7 separate regions of the Mus musculus genome follow, and regions 2, 3, 4, 5, 6 and 7 are each linked to region 1. The links are chromatin loops, found by intact Hi-C in ENCODE. Cell type or tissue: heart. All regions are shown on one strand.

The links. A loop is a pair of places that touch in the nucleus more often than their neighbours do. Peaks named below come from ENCODE experiments on the same cell type or tissue, not always from the same donor. Only the 100,000 strongest peaks of a DNase experiment are listed, where the experiment ranks them.
Region 2: it touches region 1 in a loop (2.9-fold over the local background); 10 of 42 quality-filtered maps call a loop at or near these places.
Region 3: a loop joins it to region 1, with 2.7 times the contacts of the local background. A loop is called at or near these places in 19 of 42 quality-filtered maps.
Region 4: a loop joins it to region 1, with 3.0 times the contacts of the local background. A loop is called at or near these places in 3 of 42 quality-filtered maps.
Region 5: a loop joins it to region 1, with 2.8 times the contacts of the local background. A loop is called at or near these places in 3 of 42 quality-filtered maps.
Region 6: a loop joins it to region 1, with 3 times the contacts of the local background. A loop is called at or near these places in 3 of 42 quality-filtered maps.
Region 7: it touches region 1 in a loop (2.3-fold over the local background); 2 of 42 quality-filtered maps call a loop at or near these places.

Annotation. Positions count from the first base shown.
Region 1 is chr6:8,507,092-8,511,091 of GRCm38, reverse strand. It overlaps Glcci1 (glucocorticoid induced transcript 1), which reads right to left and starts at 1,492. Exons shown (of 8, transcript NM_133236.3): 1 at 773-1,492. The coding sequence starts at 1,205. A430035B10Rik (RIKEN cDNA A430035B10 gene) reads left to right here and starts at 1,931. Exons shown (of 2, transcript NR_040452.1): 1 at 1,931-2,113; 2 at 2,281-4,000. In heart, CTCF peaks have their summits at 1,579 and 1,786; DNase peaks (open chromatin) are centred at 791, 1,481 and 1,851; H3K4me3 peaks cover 2,439 bases; H3K27ac peaks cover 2,439 bases.
Region 2 is chr6:8,693,162-8,697,161 of GRCm38, reverse strand. All of the region lies in intron 6 of Ica1 (islet cell autoantigen 1), which reads left to right. Among named protein-coding and RNA genes, the nearest start is that of Gm35621, 72 kb to the right of the region's middle. In heart, a CTCF peak has its summit at 2,351 (motif pointing right); no DNase peak of the experiment used is centred here; H3K27ac peaks cover 1,006 bases.
Region 3 is chr6:8,272,815-8,276,814 of GRCm38, reverse strand. The region is part of intron 2 of Umad1 (UMAP1-MVP12 associated (UMA) domain containing 1); the gene reads right to left. Among named protein-coding and RNA genes, the nearest start is that of Umad1, 16 kb to the right of the region's middle. In heart, CTCF peaks have their summits at 1,492 and 2,165 (motif pointing right); no DNase peak of the experiment used is centred here.
Region 4 is chr6:7,842,989-7,846,988 of GRCm38, reverse strand. C1galt1 (core 1 synthase, glycoprotein-N-acetylgalactosamine 3-beta-galactosyltransferase, 1) reads right to left here and starts at 1,765. Exons shown (of 4, transcript NM_052993.3): 1 at 1,595-1,765. In heart, a CTCF peak has its summit at 2,471 (motif pointing left); a DNase peak (open chromatin) is centred at 2,288; H3K4me3 peaks cover 2,342 bases; H3K27ac peaks cover 1,979 bases.
Region 5 is chr6:8,829,369-8,833,368 of GRCm38, reverse strand. No RefSeq gene overlaps it. Among named protein-coding and RNA genes, the nearest start is that of Gm38765, 25 kb to the right of the region's middle. In heart, a CTCF peak has its summit at 1,951 (motif pointing right); no DNase peak of the experiment used is centred here.
Region 6 is chr6:8,206,807-8,210,806 of GRCm38, reverse strand. It overlaps Mios (meiosis regulator for oocyte development), which reads right to left and starts at 1,580. Exons shown (of 12, transcript NM_145374.2): 1 at 1,396-1,580. In heart, CTCF peaks have their summits at 1,181, 1,473 and 1,683 (motif pointing left); a DNase peak (open chromatin) is centred at 1,526; H3K4me3 peaks cover 1,960 bases; H3K27ac peaks cover 1,320 bases.
Region 7 is chr6:8,350,692-8,354,691 of GRCm38, reverse strand. All of the region lies in intron 2 of Umad1 (UMAP1-MVP12 associated (UMA) domain containing 1), which reads right to left. Among named protein-coding and RNA genes, the nearest start is that of Gm46952, 7.1 kb to the right of the region's middle. In heart, no CTCF peak of the experiment used is centred here; no DNase peak of the experiment used is centred here.

The sequences.
Region 1 (4,000 bases):
CAAAACCAAACCCAAACAGAAAACATTAAGGGGAGTCCACAACATCCTCCCACTCACCATTACCTTTGATACCTAACAAAAAAGAAAGGAGATCTCTCTACACAGCTCAGCTGAACTGCTAAGTATACTTAAAGATGCAAGGAAAAAGTGAACACACTCCACAAACAGGCTTTAAGAAATTCACCACGAAAACCACCATTCCGGCATAAGCCATTTGTAGTGCAGTAGTGATCTAATACATGACTATATAAAGTAGAGGAGAGGATGGATAAACAGCATACACTTTAAACTGCCTCCCCTACACATGCAAAGGATATTCTAACAACCTAACTACCGCCATCAAGTCTCCAAAACACAAACATACTCCAGACAAGAACTTTGTGGGAAAGCACAAAGGCTGCAGAGATTACCACTACCACCTTATGCCCCGCTAGAGAGTTTGTGTGCGTGTTTAAGGGTTTCACACGGCTCCTCCTTGCCCGGCTCCAAACACAGAAAGCTAATAAGCTATTAAACCGAAACACTTTTCTTTTGCAGGCGAGGGATGCAAGATAAAATCTGAGTGGCGGTGTGAGGGTCGGATAAAAGTTGATTTCCAGGTCGCTCCTCCAAGCCCTGCAGCGACCTCAGGGTGGGGGGTGAGATTCCCAAAGCCACTTTCACACCTTCGGTAATGCACTAGCAAACAGAAGCCCGGAGAGGCTGAAGTTTTCCACGCAGGGCACCGTCGGGGAGACGCAGCCCGGGAGGACGGGAGGGTTGGGCTCGCTACCTCTGCACACGGGCGAGCCGGGACTCCGTCTCTCAGGTGAGCTGCTCCTCCGCCGGCTCTCGGGGGACCGTCTCGGGCGGCCCTTGGCGCGAGGCGCCTGCTCGGCTGGGGCAGCGGCCGGCGGTGGAGTCGGGCTGGACGGGCTGGGGCCGCGGGCCCCTCCGGGCCCGGAGAGACTGCCGAGCGCGGCGGCGGCGGTGGCGGCGGCGGCGGCCGGGCGCGTGGGGCTGTGCTGGCTGCCCCGCAGGAGCTGGTAGGGCACCGTGGCGCGGATGGGCTGCAGCAGCCGACCGGCTCCCGCAGCCGGTGCGCAGCTCCCGGCCGGCCCCGTCCCGCTCCCGGCAGCGGCGGGCGGGGAGCCCGCGGTGCTGCGCCGCATCCTCTGCGGCGCGGAGTGAGGGGTCTGAGAGGAACTGGAGGACGCAGTGGACATGGTGGCTCCGCGGGCGGGCGGGCGGGCGGGCGCGCGAGCGAGCGTGTGGGAGCCGGCGCCGCGGTGCGTGCGATGTGTACGGGGGAGGGGCGGGGAGGGGCGGAGCCGCGGGGCTCCCCTTCCGACGCGCACCCCGCCGCCGAGGGGGAGGGGACGCCGCGACGGCCAACGTCCAACGGCTCAACCGCCCCGCGGCGCTCTGCGGGGCGCTCACGGCAGAGCCCGCGTCGAGCCCATGGCCGCCGCCGCCGCCGCCCCGGGCATCGCGCTGACAGGGCACTCGCCCGCTTCCCGCGGCTGCTCAGCCCTCGCGGGGGGTCGCCCGCGCGACACGACTCGGCGACCACGGGCAGCGCCGGGACTTTAGCCTCGGAGGAGAGAAAGGGGCCTCGAGGCGCCTCGCGCTGCGCGTAACCCGCGCCACCGCAAACGCCGCCGCCGCTGCCGCCGCCACCTCGACCCGCTTCTCACTCGGAATGGCAACTAATCCTGTGTCGGCGCCCCGCCTCCGGCCCCGCCTCTGGGCGTTCCGGACCCGGCTCCTGCGGCTGCGAGCGCTGTGATTGGCAGCGCCACCCTACTCCGGGATGCCAAGGAATGGTTGTATTGTCGGAGTGAGAGGAGACTCGGCCAATTACAGTACCACGTTTCCGCTCTGGGGGCGGAGCATGGAAGTGGATGAGAGAGGCGGGCCTCGCGCGGAGGGAGGGACTTAAGAGTTGACAGGCTTTGAGGTGAGGGTCAGGTTAGAAAAGTGGGTCCATACGTGCCCTGCGCGGACTCCGACGCCCAAAGACACGCGCGCGCTGCGATAAGCAAGTTACAAGGATTCCACCCTCCAGTGCTCTCTACAACCTGGGGCTGAGGACGCTGAAGCCAAACTAATTTTGCAAATACACCTGCATCCGGTGAGATGTTTTAGTTAAAGCTGAGTGAAGGATCCTTAACCCTTTTAATCTTAGAAATGTCTTTAAGTGTCCTAGTCGCCTTGTGAATCAAAACAACTTCAGGATTAGTGTATGGATGCTACATTGAACAAAATGCACCTGCCATTACAACCTGTTTGTCGTTACAGGGTAGGGTGGAGAACATCACATTCTGAATTGTACACGTCAACAAGAAAATTTACAGCATCGCATCATCAGATTTATTAATGGAGAGCACCTAGTTTACTACCCCGGAGCTGATGGTCTCTTGGGAGAAAGACCAGGCATAATGTAACAATTCATTGTGGTCATTTCCTCTGTGTGATGGCACTGGGGGTTATTCTTCTGCAAGGAAAATGAGAAGTACGAAGATTTTAGATGGGCATAAGAAAGTATATAAAACCCTAATCAGGAATAGTTAAAGCTCTACATCAGATACCTCCTATTAATTCACATGAGATAAACAAAAACATAAGATTTTACAAAATAAAGAAGTGGCGTGTCAGATTGGCGTCTGCCTGGTGTCTGCCCACACTGGCAAGCTTCCTGATTCCAGGCACTAAATGATCAGTTTCACTCAGAGGAGCCACCTTTCTCTGCTTCCCTGTGTGGTCAGACAGAAATTAAATGAAATTAAATGAAAATTTTTAAAAAAATAAGAAAAAATAAGAAGCACAGTAAATTGTTGTTTAGAAAAAATATTGATGATGCCTAATCAAAATACAAAAAATAGCATCTAGTACTATATCCTACTATATTAGTCATAGTTCTATGCTTTATCACATATAAAAATAATAGCTAATGTTTACTAAACATTCACCACGTGCTAGCCACTGTTCTAAGGACATTATTATGTGTTAACTCATTCGTTCTTCACATAATCCACAAGGTATGTGCTGTTATTATCCTCCCTGCTTTATCTGGGGCACAAAGACACTAATTGTCTTGTCTGAGATCACTCAGCTAAGTGGAAGCTGAGGCCAGAGGGACCCAGGCAGGCGTCTGAAGAAGCCCTGTGCCCTTAGTACCTCCAAGCAGAAGATGCGTGTTCTGATTAAGAGACTTTATGGTAGCTCACAGATGTCCAAACGAGCTTTTAGACATGACTAGCAGCTCCCTTTTCTTACTTTCTAGAACAAATTATACTTTAATTATCTATAGAACAAAATAACTTTAAAATTTGACATAATTTGTCTATTGTATTAATTTTTTCATCTAAAGATTAATGGTTTCACTAAGTATAACCTTTTGTGAATAGAAACAATAAATGGCTTCTTTTGGTGGGTTTTTTTTTTTTGGAATAGCAAGAATAAGATTACAACAATGTTATACTAAAATGTATAAAGGTTTTAAACTACTGATAAATGTCTAACGTTGGTAATTTGATCACAGCACAGCTTCATTATAGAAATGTCATCTTGGGTCACCTCTGGACCAACCTCAACACATTAGATGATCATGATTCTAAAGTCATAGTGAGCCACCGTTGGCAATGGTCAGTAGCAGTTCGTTTGGATCAAAAACAATAGAGCTGGCCATAATTTTAGGTTTCTTGTTCATTCAGATCTGATGTAATAAGTTTAAGTTGTATCTAAAATCTAAATGAGAGAATTTGCATGAGTTTTTAAGTGCCAATTTTTTAATGCATCTCATGCTAGAAATTGAACCCAAAGTCTTGAATAGGTTGCTCAAAATGCTGTGCCATTGAATTACCCACAGATACTATCTGATCTTACAATATTACTTTTACTTTCTGGTAACTCATCATGAGTTTTTTGAAATTCCAATCATTTTCTCTTTATTCAAGAAAATATGGTTCCCTCTAAAAACTTTATTCTCATGATGGTCATACCTAAGAATTTAAATGAG
Region 2 (4,000 bases), 190 kb before region 1:
TCTTCCTCCCAGTCTGTTTCTTCAGAGGAGAATTCTTCATCTGCTTCAGAGCTACTAAGAGCTGGCTCCCCGAGCCCATCCAGCGATGAGCACAGGCTCCTTTTCCTAGAGACCTCCGCTAATTGATCTTTCTTCTTTTCCCTTTTTCCTCTTTTTCTTCTAATCTCTCTCCAGGTATTCCTACCTAACCTTAACTTTTCCTCGGGTTCAAGACCCTTGGAAAGGCCTGTATACTTATTTTGTGTACCATATTTCCTCTTTGTTCCTACTCTCTCTCCCCACTTTACTTCTGATAGCTTGTCCTGAATTTCATCTAGAATCCGCCCTATCTTAACCACTTGATAACATGTGAAAAGGAACAAAAGGGCTTCTAACACTAGAAAAAATTCAAGGCCAAACATATTCCACTTTACTTCTGATAGACTGTCTTGAATTTCCTTAGAAAGTTCAAGATCAGACTTACCTCGTAAAGCTGTACTCACTGGTACTCTCGTTCCCCAGCTGAAAAGTTCTGAATTCATACAGTTGAATCCTTCTTAACAGTCTGCTTTACGGGAACCTTTATTACCGCGACCCGCAGTTCTGGTTCTGGAATGAGGGATCTTCCTTGCGCCAGTCCCGAGTTTTTTCTCGTCCCGGAATTCGGCACCAATTGTTATTAGACGCGTTCTCACGACCGGCCAGGAAAGACGCAACAGACCAGAATCTTCTGCGGCAAAGCTTTATTGCTTACATCTTCAGGAGCCAGAGTGCAAGGAGCAAGAGAGCAAGAAGCAAGAGAGGGAGAAAACGAAACCCCGTCCCTTTTTAAGGAGAATTCTCCTTCGCCTCGGACGTGTCACTCCTTGATTGGCTGCAGCCCATCGGCCGAGTTGACGTCACAGGGAAAGCAGAGTACAAGTAGTCATAAGATACCCTTGGCACATGCGCAGATTATTTGTTTACCACTTAGAACACAGGATGTCAGCGCCATCTTGTAACGGCGAATGTGGGCGCGGCTCCCAACATGAAGCCATTGTGAAAATTATCATTTTTTTCCCTTTCTTCTTCATCGTGTTGATTACTGTTACATAGAAAAACTACCAGATCTTTTAATGGTGATTTGGTATCCTGCCACAAGTTTTCTGACTGAGTCTTTTAGTTACTGAAATATAAAGTCACATTGTCTCCATGGATAACTTGACCTCTTCCTGTTTGCAGACCTCATGTTTTTATCTTTCCTTCCTTCGCTAAGATCTTAAGACCTACATTGAATAAAAATGTTTCCACTTGTCTTATCCCAACATTAGAGGAAATTATTTGAGTTTCTGAAACTGTTAAATTATTCAGAATTCCCACTGTTCTCACTCCATGTTTAGATAAGGAAATTATCAGTGTCCCGAATGTACCCATTTTTGAAAGCTGGGAGAAAGGTATCCAGGGACACAAAGAATTCTTCCATCCCCTCTGGAAGTCTGAAATCATGTTTGGTGACCTCATGGGGTGAATTTGAAAATATTCCTTTTAATATCTGAATTCAGAAAATAAGCATTTGATACACAAAGTATAAAAGCGGTTGATATTAAAATTGTTAGACGATAGTATATTAATATAGAATTGGGCAGTATTATAAAATAAAACATTGTATTCATAATGTAAGCATCGTAATATAATTTTACTGGTGTGTTGACATAATTCTTTGCAAGTCTGGTGAATCTTGGTCCACATCTTTCAGGCCCAGTGCTAAGAGTGGATAGTATCGCTCTTACTATGCATCCATGTAATGATCTTGCAGTAAGTTAGGGTTGAGGGCAGATGGCAGCTATAATCCTGAATGCATAGTGGAGTTGCACAATGGTTCCTTACATCTGCGGGCTGTTCTGTGACTATGGAATAAACAACACTGACGGCCATTTAGTCATCGGCATACTGGAGTCATGTCCCAGAGGATTCCCAGAGCAGTAAAAATTTAGAAGCTAAATGTTTAACTTTCCAGAATGTTTAACTTTCCTGCACTAGACAAAGCAAGACTCGCAGAAGCAAACTTCCTTGTTCACTAAACACTCAGCCCAGAAATTGAGAGATCACACATGCAACTGTGAACTTTGCACCGCTGGATGTATAAACTTCATGAGCCAAAAATAGGCTCTGCTTCTGATCCAAGAGCCTCCATTTCTAACGACAAACGTATGGTGGTTAAAGCCATTTGAATTTTAGGGTTTGTGCCTTTGTCCCTTTGCCTGTGGCTGAGCCGGGTTAAGTCTGTTTGAACCAGGGAGAAGAAACACATTGCCTGCTTCTTGAAGGTTTTCAGAGACATCCAAAGAAAGGTACTAAATAACCAGTCTCGTTAGGTTTCAGAATCCTCCAGGGGGCACCAGAACATTCCAGTGTAGTTGACCATATTTCATTAAATCCAGAAAGGCTAACTGTGTTGCCTTATTGTAATCGGTTCCCTATGGTAACTTTTCCAGTTCTGTTGACATTTCTTCTCCTGTGTTCGCTTTTACAGCATTTGTGAGTCTATGGAATATTTCTGCCTCTCTGAAGAGGAGGAAAGAAAAGACCATCCCTTGGATGAGCTCTAAGAAACTGGAGCCATCTCTCTCTCCTCTGGGCAGATGCAGAGGCTTTCAGCCCACTCTGAGGGAAGGATTTTCCAAATGTTCCTAATCTTGCTGGGGAGAAAAAGTTGAGGAAACTGAGAATTCCATTCACATCCTCAGCCTAGTGCTGCACATAGTTACCCTGTTATTATCATTATTAATAATAAACACGGTAAAGTCAGACAGGCATTCACAGGAGATTTTTTTTATATGAATTTTGTGCAAAAGTAAAGGGTTGCCAGGCTACTGCATAATATTACTCAATTCTGGTCCAGGAGTACAGAATTCCAGCAGGCCTCCCGAGCCTGTCCCTCCAATTAGTGGCTACTTCATTACGAATAAAGAACCCTCATTACTGTGGGCCTTCAAGTGAAATAGGATCCCCGTACCTCTTGAAATCTGTCTTTCTAAGTACAGACAGTTCCCAACTTACAAACAATCCACTTAAGAACCACCAAGGCATTCAGAAGCTGCTGGAGCCTCCTGCAGCTGCTGCCCGGGCCCCTGCCCAGCCCCCCTGCCCAGCCCCCGCCTGCTCTCCTGGTCTGCTCCAGGCTGGTCCGCCCACCCCCCTGCAGAGCCAGCTGCCCACCTGCCCTTCGGACTGCAGCTCGGAGCTGGGGATTTAGGGAGGCCTCAGAGCTACCGCTGGTTTTATAGTTGAGCTCAGCTCTGGGGTAAATAAGCTTTTGTGGCCTGGCCTGGGAACCGAACCACCATTTAAAAAAAAAAAAAAAGGGGAGAGAGAAAGAGAGGGGGGAAAAGTTGCATCCATGGGAAAATGTATTTTGTATTCTCAACAACCAGCTGACAGATGACTGTGAGAAGGGCTGTCTTCTGGCTCCTCACAGCGGGAGGAGGAGAAGGACCCTGCTGTCCTGGGTTCTGGGTCCACCTCTACCATTGCATTTACTGTCAGGCCTCAACAAACCCTTTAATCCCTGTGGCTCTCACATCAGCCATTAAATAGGGTTGGTGTAAATAAGTCCCAAGCCTCTGTCTGGTATAATGACTTCAGTTGATCAGGCTCTACTCTCCTCTCTTTCTTCCTTTCATTCCTTCCTTTGTCCATCCATTCAGAGACCTTTTACTCAAAGCCCTCGCATTGTGCCAGATTCCGGGCTTAGTGTTGAGGATCCAGTCAGACAAGGCTGATGGCAGCCCTCAGTGGGCTCAGTGTTGGGTGGGAGAGACACATGTCTAAGCCAGTGCTTATGAACCAAGTGCTGTGATCGAGATGAGCAGCAGCTCCTGTGGCTGGCTCACTCTGGTTTTTATTTTAAGCATCTCCTCTCGGAGTTACGAACACGGATTCACCGAGAAGCAGAGCTTCTGCATCTGTCCTTATGGCTGTTTTGCTTAGGCCTCTGGCCCTCCTCCCTCTGTCACCGAGAAAGCAAATACAGGAGATCTTT
Region 3 (4,000 bases), 230 kb after region 1:
GGATGCTTTAAAATGCACTAAAAGTTCCTTACAGCATGAGGGATAAAATTCTAATGTCTCAGCCTATCACAAACTACCTTCCCAGACCGGTTTTTCCTCAGTGACCCTGATATACTCTCTCTAGCCAAGCAGCAACTTTTCAACGGCCCTAAGTAGGCCTTATCTTGTTCTGCGTTATCACCTAAGAATGCTTTGTTCTCCCACCAGCACCTTAGGAAAGAATGATTTCAGCAACTCTTGAACACTGCCATCCCTACAATACTGCATGTTGTTTAGAAGGATGTCAGAGTTCTGACACATAGGGAGAACACCTTGATGAGCTAGAGCAGAATTAAGGAACAAATACTGTGAAAATTCCATCCCTTACACACAGCTGGGAGAATAAGAACTTTCATTACCTAATGAAGTTAAATGAAAAAGCCTCTAACATTTGCCTTGGAACTTAAAGGTCAAGAGTAAAAATAGAGATCACTATGATAAATTAAATATATTTGAGTTTTTCTGGTTATAACTATACAAGGTCAAGAACAAATTACTTTTTAAATCCATGAATACTTTTTAAAGATCTGTGCATTTGTTCTGTAAGGACAGGAGTTAAAACAGGAAGCACATTATGAAAACCTATTTAGTTTTGCTGTCACAATTAAAGCCTTTGGCTCCACACAGAATGAAAGTTACTTACTATTTCCCATTCTGTGGAATGTACATTTTCATTGTACACAGCTAAGCCTTCATTAAAAAAAAAAGAAAGGAAGAAAGAAAGAAAGAAAGAAAGAGAAAAACAGAGATGGGAAAAAAACCTTTTAAAAGTCCTAAATAAAAATAAAATAGGCTTACTGAAATATATGTGCATGCTTTAATTCCCAGAATCAGGAATATAATAGGAAAGAGTCTTTAAGACGACTGATAAAATCTAATTTCATACTTAAGCTCCAAGAAAGGGGGAAACTAAGATATGCACTTCAATATCAAATACTTAAAGATGAAATCCAAACTACTATGAATTACTAAATTAGTTTTAATTTAAAAGAAGCTTAGAGTTATTGTGTCCTACTTTAAGTGCCTGCATATACTGAAGAACGAAATGGGTTCAGCCGTACTGTCATACAATTCTTTTTGTCTCTGTGATAGTTTACTTGCCCAATTTCATTCTCACTCCTCTAAAATTATACTCAATATCTGGTCAACAATATTACTGGAGCAAGAACAATAATCTACATTACTTCTTTTCATTTTATATTCTATTTTTGCTTTAACATAATAAGCTAATGCATGCCTTTGTCTTGGTATTGGATAGAATTATCTGCCAACCCTGCAAAACCCTTTCCTAATTTAAAATAACTACAAGGTTGCACATTACACTAGTAAATTTGTAATCAACTTAAAGATAATGTGTTAAAAGCACAATTAAATGTGTCATAACAGAAGAAGGCCTTGGTAATTACAAACAGTGCCTTGCTTGCTAGCTTTTTAAACAGTAGCTCAAGACTGTGAAAAATCGCCACCCAGTGATGCAAAGGGAAACTGCAATTTGTTTTTGTGTAGATGGAGTACCTGGAGGATTACTTCAACTTCATTACTGAATGAGCTCTAGCCTTCTGCTGTGAATTCTGGGTACACAAGGGAAAGCATGTTTTTCTACTAACCCCACCCCTCACTTTATGCTTAGTCTACATGCTCTACAATCTAAAGAGAGCAAAAGCTTCAGAAGTCCTAGTAAAGAAAAAAGCTTTCCATAAACATGAACTAATTTAGTTGTACGTGACTACTCTAAATACTCCTGTTATCAAGTAAAGTGCCTTGGCTGTCCTGGACCTGAAATTTCAAGTGACCATTAAATAGAAGTACTAGCCGAAAGGAGAAGGTATTCTCAGGTGGAAAAGGAAAGGAAAGGGGCACCATTTTCAGATTTAACAGTGTAACTGACTGTGGCCTCTTTAGAAACTGGTCATAGAGGCTCTAAGGAGATACTGTAACCAATTCTAAACAGTCCATACTGGCAGGGGATTGTTTCTCAGTCATAGACTTTCTCACTGAGAAGCCAGAGGATAAGAAAACAAAACCAATCATTTTTTGCTCCTATAATGTTTCTGGTTCAGATACTAATTTAAAAATCTTAGGTGAATATCTATTGGCCGTTTTTAGTGAAAGTTTACCTGCAGGTTCACTGATCCCCAGTAGGTGGCACTGCTTGGGGAAGTTATGGAAGTTATGGACCTGGAGCTTTGCTGGAGGGAGTCTTGCCGGGCCAGCTTCACAGCTTCAGCCGTCTTCCAGTTCTCTCTCCTTGCTTCCTGCTCTGATCCCTCAGCCTCCTGACCTGGCCTCAGGATACCGTACCTTCCTTCCCTGCTGTTATGGACATCTAGTCCTCTGGAAATATGAGCCCAAATAAACTCTCTCTTACAAGTTGCTTTTGGCTGTAGTATTTTCTCACAGCAGAAAAGTAACTAGTACATATTCCAAAATATGTGAATATGGTACCCTGTTAACAATAAAACTATGAAAAAATATACCACTGAACTTATCTTTTCAAAGTATTTTCATATGGTATGCCCTGAGATTAAAGTAAATATTACATAAAGAGACTGCTATAGAGTGACATGACAAAACAGGTAGTTTACCACAATAAAAAAAATTTTAAAGTTTGTCTTTATAAATTTTAATGGTAATACAATAATTCCTAGTAATGGTTAGAATTTTTATCAGTTAAGTCGATTAAGTCTGTGAATGCTAATGATATTTTACTACAAAAACAATACTACTATGAGCCTTCAACTTCCAGGAGGTTAGTTCTATATAATAATTTAAAAATATTTTAGTTATTTAAAATATCGGAGAATAAACAGTGAGGTAGCCAAATTAGGATCCAAACTTAATAAACAGTGATAAAATGCCAAATTCTCCTTTATTTAAAAGAAAGTACATTCATGTTTAAAAGGTAAAGTACACAATTTAATGTTCTCAGGGGTTTTTTTTGTTGTTGTTGTTGTTTCTGTTTTTTGGCTTTTTCTTTTTTTAAAATATTTTTATTAGGTATTTTCCTCATTTACATTTCCAATGCTATCCCAAAAGTCCCCCATACCCCCCCACTCCCCTACCCACCCACTTCCACTTTTTGGCCCTGGCGTTCCCCTGTACTGGGGCATACAAAGATTGCAAGTCCAATGGGCCTCTCTTTCCAGGCCATCTTTTGATATATATGCAGCTAGAGTCAAGAGCTCCGGGGTACTGGTTAGTTCATAATGTTGTTCCACCTATAGGGTTGCAGATCCCTTTAGCTCCTTGGATACTTTCTCTAGCTCCTCCACTGGGGGCCCTGTGATCCATCCAATAGCTGACTGTGAGCATCCACTTCTGTGTTTGCTAGGCCCCGGCATAGTCTCACAAGAGACAGCTATATCAGGGTCCTTTTAGCAAAATCTTGCTAGTGTATGCAATGGTGTCAGCGTTTGGAGGCTGATTATGGGATGGATCCCTGGATATGGCAGTCTCTAGATGGTCCATCCTTTTGTCTCAGCTCCAAACTTTGTAACTCCTTCCATGGGTGTTTTGTTCCCAATTCTAAGAAGGGGCAAAGTGTCTACATTTTGGTCTTCACTCCTCTTGAGTTTCATGTGTTTCACAAATTGTATCTTATATCTTGGGTATCCTAAGTTTCTGGGCTAATATCCACTTATCAGTGAGTACATATCATGTGAGTTCTTTTGTGATTGGGTTACCTCATTCAGGACAATGCCCTCCAGGTCCAACCATTTGCCTAGGAATTTCATAAATCCATTTTTTTTAATAGCTAAGTAGTACTCCGTTGTGTAAATGTACCACATTTTCTGTATCCATTCCTCTGTTGAGGGGCATCTGGGTTCTTTCCAGCTTCTGGCTATTATAAATAAGGCTGCTATGTATGGCTTTTTCTTTTTGCCTTAAACTATTGAGAAGGCTGGGCTGGTTCCACAACAGGCTTCAAATTGGCAGTCAAGGAGACTATGCCTAAGAACGT
Region 4 (4,000 bases), 660 kb after region 1:
ACCTAACAGGAAAAAAAAAAAAAAAAACAGTTGCAGCTGAGTGACTTACACCGCCCCACCCCCAACACCAGGTGGGGAGTGACATTTCAATTATATGCAAAAAATTAAGTACACTTTATCATTTGTTTCTTATTGGATTGAAAGATAAAAGGCCAACTTCACATTTTATGCAGCAAGTCTTGTTTTCTTTAAGCGAATAAAACCAAAGTATAATGACCAACGTATATATGAATCTCACCACTTGGCATGTTAATTTAAATTTTTAATTTTTAAAAAGACCTTAGTCCCACCAGATTTGGTAATTAAAAACATGTATCTTTCTTTTATTTCAAGCTAGTTGTTAAAATCTCAAAGTCCTTTTAAAATATCTGTACCGAAAAGCCAACTTTTGAATGTAATAGGTAAACAGGAGCATTAAGGTAACAATTTCAATTCACATTTGATTCATAAATAAATTGCAACAAAATTCCAACCACTACTTTCACCAAAGATTTGACTTTATATTATCATGAGTTTATAGTTAAGCTGAATAACACAATTTTCATTTCAGCAAAATCAACACACAAGCAATATACAGCACATACTTTTGAATACAATTAGCCAAACATTAACTCATTATATGTACTTTTAAACTGCTTGATATTAAAGTTATCCACAACTGTAGGCTGATTTTTTTTTTAAGAGCACAATGTAGGGAGAGGGAGTTTAAGTGGGAAATGACCACAAAGCATTTGTAAACTGCTGAGTCCTGAGTAAAAAGATAGAGGAAAACATAAATTTCAAGAAAATCTGAAACACTAAAGTTAGTTGTCCACTAATGCTGACTTTTCAGTGAGTCATACTTGCCTTCCTAAGTCAGTTTTACTGAACATATGGTGAAAAGAGTTAACTGTTTGGTAACTTCAAACCTTATATTCATTTAAACTGGACAAAAATATATACTACAGCTGGCAGAAATGCTATACAATGCTTAGAGCACACAATATCGTGTGCACAAGGCTCGTCTGACATTTATCTGATAAGGAACTGGAAAATTGTACCGTTTATAAATACCTTCTAAAAACTCAAGTTTCCACTTCCAAATCCAAACTTCCACCAGAATCAAACAACTTGTAGTGTGCACAGCATTTTTTTCTTGGCACCAGGCTGAGCTATCTGTGGTCTATCCTCAACTTCCTGCAAATTACCAAACTTCTGTCCCTTCCGCGTTGCCTACTCAGTCTGAAGCACTGAAGTTCTAACTTTGTAACTTTTTAACTCAGAATACATCTTTTGACAGTATGTACTAAAAGGAAATACCGTGAATACAAAGATCTAGATTGGAAAAAAAAAATTTTTTTTCCAGGAAGTAAGGGATCTTAGAATATTCTAAGTCCCACGCCACTAGTAAGAAGTGTGGACAGAGCTCAAAAGCATTAATCCCCGATCCTCACTCTTAAATTAGTTAATTTAGAAGAGTATCTATCTAAAGTCAAAGCACTTTGTTTAACTAGCCAACATCTAGGAAAGCCATCACACTTTGTTACCAAAGGAAAAAGAAAAAACAAAAAACATTTTTTTTTTAAATCCTGCGCGTAGCAAGCCCCCAACACACCTGGCTGGTTCACTCAGTCAACGAAGGGCAGGGAAAGTTCCAACCATAACCGACCAGCTCCAGACAAAGCTGACGGTCCAACGGCGGCGGGCACTCGGGACTGTTGCGGCCGGAAGGTGCCCGCACCTGAGTGCACACAGCTGGCGGGCGCCGGGCGCGCGGAGGCCCGGGGCGGGGCGGCGGGCAGGACCGCTCGGCGCTGGCCCGCCCCGGGCGCCTCGGGCCGGACACGCCGGGCCGCGGAGAGCGCGAGGGTGGCCGCTCGCCCGCCGCCCGAGACACCTGTTTGGCCGCGCCGGCGCGGACGGGGACGCGGACCCGGGCGGCGTTCCCGAACCCTCAGTCGCCCTGCCGCCGGCAGCCGAGCCCCTGGACCCGCAGCCCTCGGGCGCCTCCGCCCGCCGTCCCTGACATCAGCCCCGGCTCCCTCTCGCCCCTCCCGGAGGCGGGGAGGAGGACGACCCCCCACCCGCGACCTTCGCTGCCCTGGCCCGCCGCAGCACGGGCAGGGGCCGCTAGCCTGGGCCGCCCGCGGCCGCCCAGATCATCTCCCGGCGGCGGCGGCGGCGGCGGCGGCCGAGGCGGGCCCGGCGCGCGCTCCTGCCGCTCGCTCCCGCCGCTCGCTCCGCCCCTCCCGACCGCGCGGCCTGGACCACGGCCCGCCTACTGCGCAGCCGCCACCCAGGGGTCTCGGAGATGCTGACGTCCCGGCTGCAGCAGCTGCAGCAGCAGCAGCAGCCCCGGGGAAGGGCGGGGCCTGGGCAGAGTGGGCGGGGACACCGCGACCTGCGGATGCGGGGATTGGCCGCCGGGTGTTTGCCCCGCCCTCCTGCGGAGTGGGCTGGGAAGTCCCGGCTTCCCCGAGCTCAGGGTTTTTTTAGCCCCCTTCTGGTGAGGTTGAGTGTTCTAATTCTCTCAGGAAAGCAGAAAGCGAAATTAGCAGGGAGTACAAGTAAAGAACTGCCTTTTAAACTGTTGTCTGTGGAACAAACCTCAACGTCACGCTGACCTCTAACCCAATCTTAGCCCCCCCCCCCTTTTTTTTTGCCTCTTTTCCTTTCACAGCATTCCTCTATCCTTAATAACAAGAGATTTGGCATAATGAAGAGTGCTCTGTAACCAGATGTGTGCCTCAGAAGAACAGAGAACTCATATAGTGACAACGGACAGAAAGCCTCTTGGAGGAATGTGTGTAATGGCATTTTACTTCTGTTCTGCTATGGCAAATACTTAAGAGTTTTACAAACTCAGCGGGGAGTGGTGGTGCACGCCTAGCACTCGGGAGTTGGAGGCCAGCCTGGTCTAATAAGTGAGTTCCGGGACAGCCAGGGCTATACAGAGAAACCCTGTCTTGAAAAACCAAAAAAAAAAAAAAAAAAAAAAGAGAGAGAGAGAGAGTTTTACAAACTCGTCTGCTCTGCTTTGGCAAAGGTCCTGTGTACCAAGAAGCTATCTTTGTGGCAGCAACGGAAGTGGGTTGCCACCTGGTGAGGCAGCAGGGAGTGGAAGTAAGATCTAGAGACCTTAACCATCATCTGCAAGGCCAGGCCCCCGGATGGAAACACTGTGCCCTGCTTGATAAATGTTCAAACTATGCAGTTCTGAGCACACCACAGCATAGCTATTAAAAGTGAGGGTTTTGGAATAAGACATTTAAGCTTTATCTGAATCCACTTTCTGCCTCTACTATTATAGATGCTAAGTTGTAAAGAACAGGTATATTCTGGTTATGATTGTAGACAAGGAGCTGTGTGTGGTGATTTTTGTTTATTAAGTCGTGAACCAGCCAGATATCACGGCAGGAAACAGAAAGCATATTGGAGACCTAGCCGAACTCGATTTTATATCAGTCACTGAATAGCCCATTCATTCATTAATCCATTAGTCACAAGAAAGAATTGAGCCGTTCATCGTCGTTCATTCGGTAAGTAAGGGGAGAGTCCTAACAAAATCAACACTTTTACTTAGCCTCACCCTCTAACACATGATAATCGAGATCAGAGTCTGGGGAAGAAAAGCCACATTCCAACCATAGTAGGCTGGGATCTAGGTGATGAACCAATTCATTGTGTGTAGTTTTAGGAAGCTACTGAACGGCACCAATAAATCCCCCCCCCTCAAAAAAAATTCTTCCAAAGGAAGTTTAAAACTTGAAACAAAGCTAGGGATTTGAATTCAAAGGTCTCCTTTTCAGATGAGAAAATTGAGGAAAGAATGAGAAACTGATAGGACAGGCCAGAAAAGAAGAACAGGTGAGTGCCCTTTCTCTGGTCCATGGCCCTCCAACTTCTCTCCCAGACATCCTTAGCTCCATCCTTCTCTTTTTCTCAGCTCCTGCTCAGGCTTAACTCCACCACACACAGACAAAAAAAAAAAAATTGCCATGCATAAATGTAAAAGAAAACT
Region 5 (4,000 bases), 320 kb before region 1:
GAAGGTGATTTGGGAACAATATTTTAGAAAGACGGGTATAACGATCAGTTTTACTTTGTGCCTAATATTTAAGAAAGAACCTACTGGTTATTCCAGCATGCCTGCTGACTTAAGTGTCTCTGACTCAGTGTAGAAATGAATAGATGATAGCAAAGCTAACTGCTGCTCTAAATAGCAAAGACTATAAATGATTCATGCAGAAAATGGTTAGTGTTCCCAGAGTAAATATTTCCCCACAGTCATTTATAAATAATTGAGACTTCTGTTTGAGCCACCTGTCTGCCTGTGTTCCTAAGGAAACTAAAGTGAATACAGAGCTGACTGTGACTGACTCCACTTCCTTCTTCAAAAGCCATGGTGAACAAAGATGAAGAGGTTTTCTACACATTCTCCCTCGCTGAATCATTTTTGTTGTTGTTGTTGTTGTTGTTGTTTTTGTTGTTTTTTTTTTTTTGTTGTTGTTTTTGGTCACAGATATTCCAGAAGCCATAAAAAGTGCTAAAAAAAAAAAAAAAAAAAAGAGTTGCTGAGGAGGGGCTGGACAATGTGCCTTCTGGAGGCATTGAGTGGGTTGTGAAAATGAATGCTACAGAGTCTAAGGATCCGGGTGGGTTCAGTGTGTGTGTGTGCGTGTGTTCATATGTGCCAGCATTCATATGTATGAATGTAGTCATACACATGGCATACAGTATATTCAGAGGTTAAAGGACAAACTTGGGTGTTATTCCTTACCTTGTTAGAAGCAAGGCTTCTTTGATTTTTTTTTTTTTCTGTACACATCAGGTTGGCTGAAGTGACTTTCTGGGGGCTCCCCTATCTCCCATCCTATTTCCTCATAGGAGCACTGGGACAACCGATGCCTGTGCTATGAGTCTAGCTTCTATTTAGGTTCTGGGGATTTGGACTCAGGTCTCTGTACCTTCTGAGTGAGCAGTTTTACTCATTGAGCCATTGTCCCAGCCAAGAAACTGAATTCAGTCCCTTACTGTGGTCCTTATTAGAGTCTTAGGAAAATTCTTGTACATACTAAGACCTGATTTTTTTTCATGTATGTTTGTATGTATGTATGTATGTTTGTAATATGTATGTATAATAGGGAAAAGCAGCAAATGGCCAATAATAATAATAATAATATTTTAAGTGACTTCATAAATTCCTGTGTGAAAAAAAAAGAGAAAAATAGGACATTATAGAAAAGACTGGGAATAATGGAATTCTGAGACAACAGTTGGAGAGAGACTAAGAGGAGGGAGATGGTCACTGTAAGCTAATGGGAGCATTACCATTACACATGGAAAATGTGAGGTCAGACACTAAGCATTCCATAGAGATTTGTTCACACACACTCATGTACAAAAACTACAGACATGGTCTAAGGGAAGGAGAGCTGAGAGTCAGATCAGGGGTATGCACCTGCTATGGCAGAAGGAACTAAAAAATTAAGCTAGATGAAAGAAACAAAAACCAAAGTTCACCTTGCTTCTTTTTACAAAAGGATGCTAGAACTTCAGGCTACGGTGAACTCCAAGCCAGGCCTGCAACAACCCAAGCCTCTTGTCTGAACCCCAATTTTGCATCAGTCCTGATGCCCAGCATGGAGGCTGGCAGAGAATGGGTCTTGGGTGAATGACAGAATAAAGCTAATTAACTTATTTTAAAATGTAAAGTGGCAGAAATCCCAGCAACTGCAGGGCAATACAATCTTCTAGTAGAAAGTAGCTACAAAGACAAAACAATTTAGAGTCTTATTGATTGTGTTATCTAAAAGGCGAGGGGGTTGGATTTTCAAAGGACCATTCACATTTTTTTAAATTCATTTGTTTATATAAACAAAAAAATATCAGTAAGATTCCCAACTGGCCTTTGATACTTTAACATGAGAAAAGCAGCCATTTTAAAACTTACTGGGGAAGCCCGAAGGATGCTAATAGTCATTGGTATATGCAGCCACCAGATGTCACTATTGGTTTAAACAAATATGCCAAATCTAGCTCCAGGCTATTTTGAGTGTGTGTTTTGTTTTGTTTTGTTTTGTTTTGTTTTGTTTTGTTTTGCTTTGTTTTGTTTTGTTTTGTTTTGTTGTTTTGTTTTGTTTTGCTGTATCTTCAGATCCTAGCAGTGCATCCCCAAGCCATGTCAGGAAGTAAGGATCTAATTACTTCCTGGTGGAAAAATCAGAACTGTGTCTGGAACCCCAAACACTTTCTAGTCCTTTTCTTGTTTCAAGTTTTTGTTTTGTTTTTCCATGCTTTTCAAATAAACAAGCCCAGTGACTCCCTTAGGCTAGAGTGCTGCTGCTGTAAAGATTCATTATCAAAATAATTGCCCGTGTCAAGTGTTAGTGTTTGCCCATTGGCCTTTTTAAAAATTCTGCTATATGCATTGGCAAGAAGACCTTCACAAAAAACTTGTTCATCAAAGTCTATTTAAAACTTTTTTTTTTTATATAGGTGACAATGATGCAGTGGTCCCTGAATGCAGTTTATCCTTGTGAAATCTCAGATGAGTTGCTCATTGAATGGGCAGGCATACCTGAGATTGGTTTCTAGTTTCTCTATTACTTAAAAAGATGACCTGTTGTACTCTGTCCCTAACCTTTCATTCATTTCTGTTATAGGCCAGGAAGGTGTCCTCCATTTACACAAGTTCATATTATCTCCAACAGGTCTCTTGTATCAGTGAGCTCACTTAAGTATTCCAACAAGAATTTGATTCTCTCTGTCCTTCCCACCTTCAGGACTTACACTCAAGTCTCTGCAACAAAATGTCTAATACCTTTCTATTCCCCATAGAGATACATCCTGGAAGTTGTTCACCACGTGGAAACATTGAGTCCTGCACTATGAAAACCCCAAATGAACTGTGCATGGCAAATGTTGGGACCCAAACACCAAGGACAAGGAGAAAACAGAGACCCACATGCACCCGGAACACAGAGGAAGAGCCTGCCAAGGAGGCATTTGCTGCTGCCTTGTTTGGGTGAAATTGTGTGATTCTAGTATTGTGACTTTTTTTTTATGGCCGTGTGCTTTTGCTTTTGTTTTATTTGATAGGAGAACTCTGCTCAATATTCAAAGTGACAAGGAGTTGTGAGTCAAGATGATGCAAAGCACAAGGTTGGTTGGCTTTTCTCCTAGAGGTCATCGTCTGAGTTGGAATACCAAGTGGACCTACAAACAGCATTAAAGATCATTTAAGTTTGCTCAGTGCTGTCACTGTCTAGATTCCTGCCTGTGTTGCTGCTTTTTATCTGTAAGATGCCGCCAGTGGGCCACTCAGACATTCAGTGTTGTCATGACACATTGCTGGTCAATGAGTTGAGGAATTCGGAACTTAGGAAATCATGTACTGCTATTCCTTTGCAAATGAGATGCATATTACAGCCATTAACATAACTGTATCGATCTGACTTCATGTTTTCAGTGGAGTGTAGAGTAGAAATATAAAACTGACAGATAGGAGCCAGGTGAAGACATGGGGTTTTCATGATGGGTCATCAATCATGGAGCCTCAATAAAAAGCATCTGAGATAATTGCTGTGATCTGCAAAGAGTATGTGATGTAAGTTTCATGAACATTCTCTTTTTTTCTTTAATAGAAAATCTTGCACATCTTACCCAGATTGAATCTTTTCCTGGTAGCTCCTTTGATCTCTTTTTAAAGAGGTGGTTTAAAGTAGGTCATTTATCACATAAACCCTGAGAGATTTCAACCACAGCCTTGGACCTTCATGCTTGAATCCTACTCCAGAGATTTAGATTTAATTGGCCTGGGTATGCTGGAGTCGTCAGACATTTAAAAGCTTCCCACGAGAGTCTAATGGGTGGGCAGAGATGAGAAACACTCCTCTAAACTTCACATTGTATACTTGCATATTTTAATGCACTGCTGTTTTGCTAGTCTCAATGTTATTGTAAGTGGGTTTACTCCACAGTTCAACTTTTACATTGTGGGGTGGGGGAGCTAAAAACACCTCACAGCCAAGCAAAAGAAAAACCAT
Region 6 (4,000 bases), 300 kb after region 1:
CCCAGTGCAAAATGAAAATGTCAAGGAGTGACATAGCAGCTTCTAACTGCTAGTCATTCTAAATGCTCGGCTGGCGCTCCTGCATAGAGTTGCACATTACAAAGATGGCCCTAGAAAACCAGTATGTCTATAACCATCCTGTTAAGAAATCTAACACTCTATACAAATGGGTCCTTGCTTATTAACATACATAATATAAATACGGAGGACAGCAAAAAACAAAACAAGCAAACAACAACAAAAACCAGTAAGGGCTCAGAAAGTCTTTCATGCACTTATTAGTTTAGACGATTACAAGTCCCTTATGACTTGGGTAACATCTAAGTAATTTCCACCACACAAAGTTCTAACACCAACTCATCACAGTTGAGTTCTCTGCTTCATACAGATGTTGTTGTCCCTATTTAGTTCTTTCAACCAGTCCTGGAAGTGAATGCTTTCAGATGCTGGAGACAACTGCCAAATCCATGGAGGGGCTAAGAGATGGCAATAATTTAGGTCCTCACCTTCAAATTTAGTCAGTGTTCATTTCCCTTCAATGGTTCCCCACAAGTCACCACCAGAACATGGGTAACACTATCCAAAAGAAATTTAGTGAACCACCACTTATAATTCTCTAGCGGGCACATTTCAGAAGTAGCAAACGAAATTTAGAATATCTTTTAATTTAACCTATCAAATAAGAAATAATTTAAAATATACAACACTGTAAAAAATACGAAAGTTTTTATATTTTTATTAAATCTTGGGAATCCAGTCTATACACTTACAAAGCATCTTAACCCCACGTGGCAACTGGGCACACATTCAAAACACTGTCATAACGCAAAACATACAATTATATGGTCTGTCGTCTTTCTTTCCGCGCTAAGTAAACGATAGCAGTTTCAGGAAATTTGGAGTACTACCATCTCCACAAGACATTGCGCATCTATATTTTCGTTAAACTATAGTTATTCAAAAAAGCCAACAAGAGCAGTCGTTTGCTGAGCCATTCCTCTCAAGGAATTTGCATTATTCGTGTCGGTAGGGAACAGAGCTCACGGGGGTGACAGGCCCTTTAACAAGGATTTGATTGGGTACAACTGGAACTCATCGTGTTGTTATTCCGGGTAAACCAGGAATCTGATCGTGACTCCCACGGTCCAGACACCTGGCTGAGCCGCTGGGCGGCGGGGGACGCGGCTCCGCACTCCCGGCGCGGCCGCACGGAGGACGGTCGCCACGCGGCCGCGGGACGCCCCAAGGCTCCACACGAGGCCCGCCAGCAGCCCGGTGCCGTGACCATCGCACTGATCGAGCGGAACGCCACCCGCCGGCGAGGCTCTGAGGAAGCGGCCGCGGCTGCCACCCCGGGCCTCACGCAGACACCCGCTCCGGGCCGCACTCACTGACCTGAGGAGGTGGCCTGTCGCCACACAGACGTTTCCGGCCTGTACGCCGCCCCTCCCGCCGCGGGAGACGGGCGCGGGCAAGATGGCCGCCGAAGCACGGGCGGTGACCCGGGCCACCCGCTGGGCCCCCGACCAAACCACCCTGCCGCCTCCGAAGCAGACCTCCTCGCCGCGAGCCCCGCCTTCCCCTCGCCCGGCACCGCCCCGGGGCGGGGCCGCCGCGCGGAGACCCCGCCTTCCTCCCGAGCGCTCCGCGCTTGAGTTGAGCCCCTTCCGTCGCCCTCTTGTGGGCAGGGCCACAACCTAGAGTCCCCGCCTCCCTCTCGAGCGCTCCGCCCAGTGTGGGCCCTGCCCCGGGACCCCTCTCCAGCAAGCCAGCCATTCTTTAACCCTGCTCTCATGGAATTTGATTATTTCTCTGAAGCCAGCTACCATGGTCGTGGTGGTACACACATTTTAGCATATGTGAGACATTTTAATTTCCACTGAACAGAGAGGATGGGCGATTTCGTAAAAACTTAAGGATTTGGGGCTCATAATTCGATTTCAGTTATTCCAAAAAGAGGTCATGAATGCCTTGTTGAGTCACACCGTGTTGGGATATAGGAATGAGAAAAAAAAAAAAAAAAAAAAAAAAGACCCTTGTAGGAAACAGGACAAAAGAGTGATGGCTTTTTTAAGCTACCTGGGAGAGCACCTCCCTCAGGTTGGGTGGGGCATCAGAAGAACTTCCTTGAGGATCACTAGACTAAGAAAGACAAACATGGATTGGTCACAGAAAAGTTAAAGACGGAAACAACTGGAAGAGAAAGGCCTTCTAGAACTGAATACTGTGTCAGGAAACAGGATACAGCAATGGGAAAGCAAGTCTCTCATTTACCTGTGAGTTTGCTTATGAAGTCTCAGTAACCACTGACCAGTCAAAGCCTGAAAATATTAGGTGAACGATTCGAATTAAAGAACACCTAAATTTGAATTTTAGAATGTTATGAAATCTTTCTGAGTCCTGTTCAGTCCGATCCTGAACATCATTCAACTACCCATAGTCACAGTGTACCCAAGCTGCAATCTGGGCCATCAGATCTGTCTGTCAGTGCTCACCTTCAAGTGACCCTTACCAAGTAGCAGCATACTACAATACATCACAATACATCAATCACTCCATTTTGTCTTAACATGTAGGTATTGACAAATCATGCTTATAAGCATGAGAGAGAGAGAGAGAGAGAGAGAGAGAGAGAGAGAGAGAGAGAGAGAGAGATTCACATATGATTTATTATAGTGCTGTTGGCCCTCCAGATCCTCTAGCTCTGCCTGTGCAGGTTCAACCACCACAGATCAAAATGTTTTTAAAATTGGGTATGGTAGTGTTCGTCTATAATATCAACACTCCCGAGGTTGAAGCAGAAGGATCAAAGAATTAAAAGATAGACTCAACAATATACTGAGTTTGAGCTAGGCTAGCTACATGAAAATAACTTTCTCTTATGTCTGTCTGTCTTTCCATACATATGTGTGTGTGTATATATATATATATATATATATATATATATATATATCAATCAAACTTGTACATTTTCCTTGTCATGTTTTACTATAAAATGTAGTATAGGAATTCTTTACATATCATTTATAGTGTGTAACTATTATAAGTAATGTAGAAATAGGTACAGAGAATGTATGTAGGTTATATGCAAATAACACCAACTAAGATAAAACATTTGAGCATACATGGATCTTAGTATCATTGCAGAGTATAAAGGGTCCACCATTTTTTATAACTATTATATTATATAATTGTTGCCATTACTGTACCTAATTTATAAATTAGAGTTTATAATAGATATATATGCATAGGAAAAATATAAGATATCTGAGTTTGACACTAACCGCACTCTGAGATGTATACCGATGGACTTAATATGCATCAAGATTAAGGAAGAAACTAATATATGAATAAACCAGAGGTGAGGAGAGATTGAGAAGTCCTATCAGAAATTCATTGAAAATTAGCTTACTGTCTTTGCATAGGCTTTTTCATAAAGGAAATTGTGGAGTCACTGATAATTTTAACTAGGACAGTGATATAACCAGTTTTTCCATGGAGAGTTGGAATTGTAGAATAGCCAAGTAAAAGATGATGAAGACTCAAATTGCCAGTGGTATGGAAACAAGTGGTTCGCCGAGGGGTTAATTCAGAAATCGAGATGAACAAAGCTTAGCGGTTGCCCCTGTGAATGCTGGAGACTCTAGGTTGTGGTGATGCTGCACTAGGAGTTTCAGCTCAGACATCCATACTCCCTTCAGGTGGCTTACAGTCCATGCTTGCGTCTGTGTGCTAGGGTACTCTAGCACTGCTGCTAGTGACTGATCATTTGGGTAAAAGGATGAGTTTGAGAAACATACTATATTTTTGATTCCTGCCATGTAAAGAACATTAAGTACAATGAAGGGGGTGTATCATAAGATTCATTACTGCAACATGAACCTGCAGGTGGGTTCAACCTAGGACATATCCCTACATAAGACCAACCTCATTTTTTTTAATGGCTTTATCAACACCTGCCATATATAGTTGAGGAAAACTCCACCAATGGATGACTTTA
Region 7 (4,000 bases), 160 kb after region 1:
CCCCCTTAAAGCTGCGAATGAATGAATGAAGTGGTTTCCTAAGCATACAGCACTAAAGGTGCCTCCTGGCAGTTTTACTTCTGCTCCCCCAGGGTTGTTTCAGAAGCACAACCTGTCTGCTACGTACAACAGGTTTCACTTCACACGTGAACAAATCGAGTCCTAGAGAATGGCTTGTCCGGAATGTTCAGGAGCAGGGCCTTGAATCTAGATTTTTTTCCTCATTTGAATTTCCAGTTAATTCTCTTACTGTATCATATTGCTTTCTCTTTATACATTCCCTGCAGGTCTTAGCTGAAAATGTGCCTCAGCCAATTCCTTCATAGCTTTGAGTCCTCCACGCATCCATGTCCTTTCTGAGCCATTGCCTGTGCTCTGCAGACGCAGTGTCCATAGGGATGCCCTCACCAGCATCTGAAGCTGCAGGCTCCGAAGATGCAGAAGAAGAGTTTGGTAAACATCAGGGTTCAGTTTGCGTACAGGAAAACAAACAAACAAGCAAACAAACCTCTCAAGCTGCAGCCATCGCTTGCCATTTAGGATAACTCGACCCGATTCTTTGTTTTCTCCTGAGATCTGTGGTAGGGGACAGGAATCTGGACAGCAGCAGTGTGAGGCTGAGAGGGAAGCGGCCGCTCAGTTCTTCCTTTACTACCCTCAGTTTCTTGTGAAGTCTGCCTAGCACGCCTCTTGCAGGGAAAGACTCAAGAGTGGCAGTAGCCTGACCATCTCCCATCCTCTCGCCATCTGAGGGTCCCAAATCCCAACTACACTGGAGTCTGAGCGTGTCTGCATAAACATCATCAGCCTATGATAAAATCTTCCAAGAAACCTACAGCTGGCACCTCTATTCTGTCAAGGGTGAAACTTTGTATTTTAGTGTTGGGCAACCAGGATAAAAACACACAATGACTGCCTAACCCCAATCTTGCTTATTTGTGCACACAACAGTTTTCTAATTCAGCTCCCCCCGACCTTGGGACAGTTATTTCACTACTGTAGACTGTGATGCAAATTAAGGCATTTCTATTCTTATTCCAAAGTCTGCTGCATAAAATAAGGGTATGCTTTACAAAGTCAGCTGACAGCCTGATTTCGAGGGTTCCCTGCAGCCAGTCCCTCTTCCCTAGCTTATCGCAGTGCTCCAATTCATCGGGAACAAATGTAACCTCTCACTTTTCAGAGTTATGAATCTCAAGAAGCAGAATGCTTTGCTGCCTGCTTAGGAAGTGAGTCTAAAAAGCTGACTCAACTTGGTTCTACAGAAGATCACTGAATTCTTAAACACATTAAAGTCGACAGAAACAGAACTGTAAAATTCCTACTATACATGGTATTTTGAAGGTACATCTTTCAGAAGTTAAACCATCTTGAAACAAACACTGTAGCAGAGTGCCACATGTTTCCTAGAGCTAAATAATACTGCAGAGCAGAAAAAACTGTGTAGAAATTATATTGATAGCTCCACTTTTATGCATGGAAGGAAAAAAAGTGAATACATTTAAGATGAAATTCCCCCCCTTTAGGGTCTTTTCTGTTATATTTAATCCACTTTCACACAGTTTTTCTTAATTACACTACAGCTGTCTGGTAAGGCACAACTGACCATTTCCATCATGAAAACAAACTGTAGCCCGCCATCTAAAGTTCTCGATTAAAAAGCCAATGTTTTTGTGAGCCCAGAGAGACGGGTGCAGCTGCTGCAGTTCCCGAGGCGGGCACCTCTACTCCATTCAGCTGTGAAGAATGGCAATGACTGTAAATTGTTCTTCCTGATCGGTTCCACAATAAAAACAAACCACACGACTTTCAATTTTTCAAAGCCAATTTTTTTAAGCCTCCAGTACGCTGGAAACAAGAGTTGTGTTCTTCTGACTCATGGCCTTTGATTTCTACATAAACGTCCCGGTATGCATGTAAAAACAGGTCCCTGCAGGATACTCACAGACTGTATATATTAACTTACCAGATGTACCAGCAGATAGAAACTCCATCAGCCTACCTTTTAAAGCAAGATACTATTTAACAGCTTAAACTGCCTGTGACTAAAGGATGACTGCACGGAACGTACTGTATGCAGGGAGACATTAGGTAGTCCATGAGAAACCTCAGCATGCTCACAAAGGGGACAGCAAGGGCTTGTGAACTGGTGCTTAGTGGGCTCCTTAAGAACCAGGATATAAAAATAAGGTTGAGGCATATATCTGCATTTTGCAACCAAATTGCCCGATATCTGACAGGTAAAGTGGTTAGAGGTCACATCTGTAAATTACTGTACACTGAGATGGCAGAACAATTTGTGTTTAAAAGCTTCTGTGTGTCCCAATTTATTTACTACAGTCAAAGAGTCGCTATGATTTAAGTTGGAAACTCCAAAGTATATTTTAATCACACATACACACACACACAGTAATTTAAACACTTTAGAGCTCATGCCTCTTTTAATTTATATAAATCATATATATTTACAAACATGAGATACTGTACAAATACATATACTGAGAAAACAAAGACTGTCATCTAAGTGTACAGTAATTTACAGATGTAAGTTCTAAGATCTCTTCGTACATGTGCATTGAGTAGGGACCCTGGGGCACCATTTCCTCCTCCTGAGCGTGGGGACCTTAAGTGGACCTAAGTGGACTGTGGCTACTATCAGCCACCCTCTCCATGGTCTGGATACGTTCCTTGCTTTAAAACCCTACCCTCAAGTCTATTTGTATGTCTGTCTCCCCCAATCCTCCCAGTGTGTGTGTCTGTGTGTGTGTGTGTGTGTGTGTGTGTGTGTGTGTGTGGTGTGTAAGGCTAAGGATGTAACCTCTTTCACTGGAAAAAGTGTGTGTGGCAGTGAAATGTAAATCTAACACGTGAGCACATGTATGACCTTTCACTTCAGCAGGAACACTGTTGCATGCGACAATCCCTTTCTCATACAAGACAATAATCTCCTGATTTAATAAACAGGTTTCCTGTGAAAACAACATCCTGTCTGCTAGAGTGATTGTACCTTTAACCATGCTGTCACCCAGCCCTCCATATGTCACCTACTAACAAATAACTTTTCCAGACTCTCATTTACAAAGTGTTTCTTTCCTGAAATGGTGGCTGTATATGCTTAGGCAAAGATGGTTCTTGTTAACTATGGGTCACTAATGATGGCAGTTGTAACTGAGACTTGGGAATAAGACAATGCAACAGATAGTTAAGGAATACATATAGTTTGGTCATAGTTTGTAGGAAGTTGGCTATGTAATTCTCAGAAAATCTTTAAAAACTGCCAAAGCTACACACAGAACACACATATATACTTTGTATTGGCCATATTTTTCTGTGGGTGTTTTTCAGGCTTCTTTGTGGTTCTTCTCCACTTTCCTGTTACTCTCTCTAGGGCTAGACTTTCTTACTCATCTCTAGGGGATCTTAGCCAAAACTGTAACTCAGAATATACCAACACAATTCTGACTATAAAAGCAATTGCTAAAGACAAACCTTTTCTTGGGTTACAAGGCCATCCATTCCAGCCTGCTGACTATTTACTTGGTCCACGTCTCCGTGGCAGTTAACCTTAGTGCTTTCCACAGTCCCTCCTTATCTCTCGGCAGAACTAGCCCTGCTTCTGTGCATGTTCACAATGGCAGTGAATCACCATGCACTGTGCTTTCTTTTCAGTTCATTAGCAGTCTCTCCCAAACCTGCCTCCTAGTCTCTATCACCTTCATTCGCTACCCCTATAATTGGTACCAAGTTTCAGTCTCTCTAGTCCCAGCTATATCTATTAGGCCAATTTCCTCACCCTCTTCTGATTTTATTTTGCGGCCATAAAGAACATGCTAAGTTATCATGGACATGCAACTTCCTTTATACAAATTTATTTCCATGTACCTCATCTGCTTTTCTTCATCTTCCTTTATTCTTTATGGAACAAAAGGGATATTCTACAATGAATGTCATTAGTTGCAGCCAACTTGCTAGTAGGTCAATAAGTTGCATACAAAGTCTG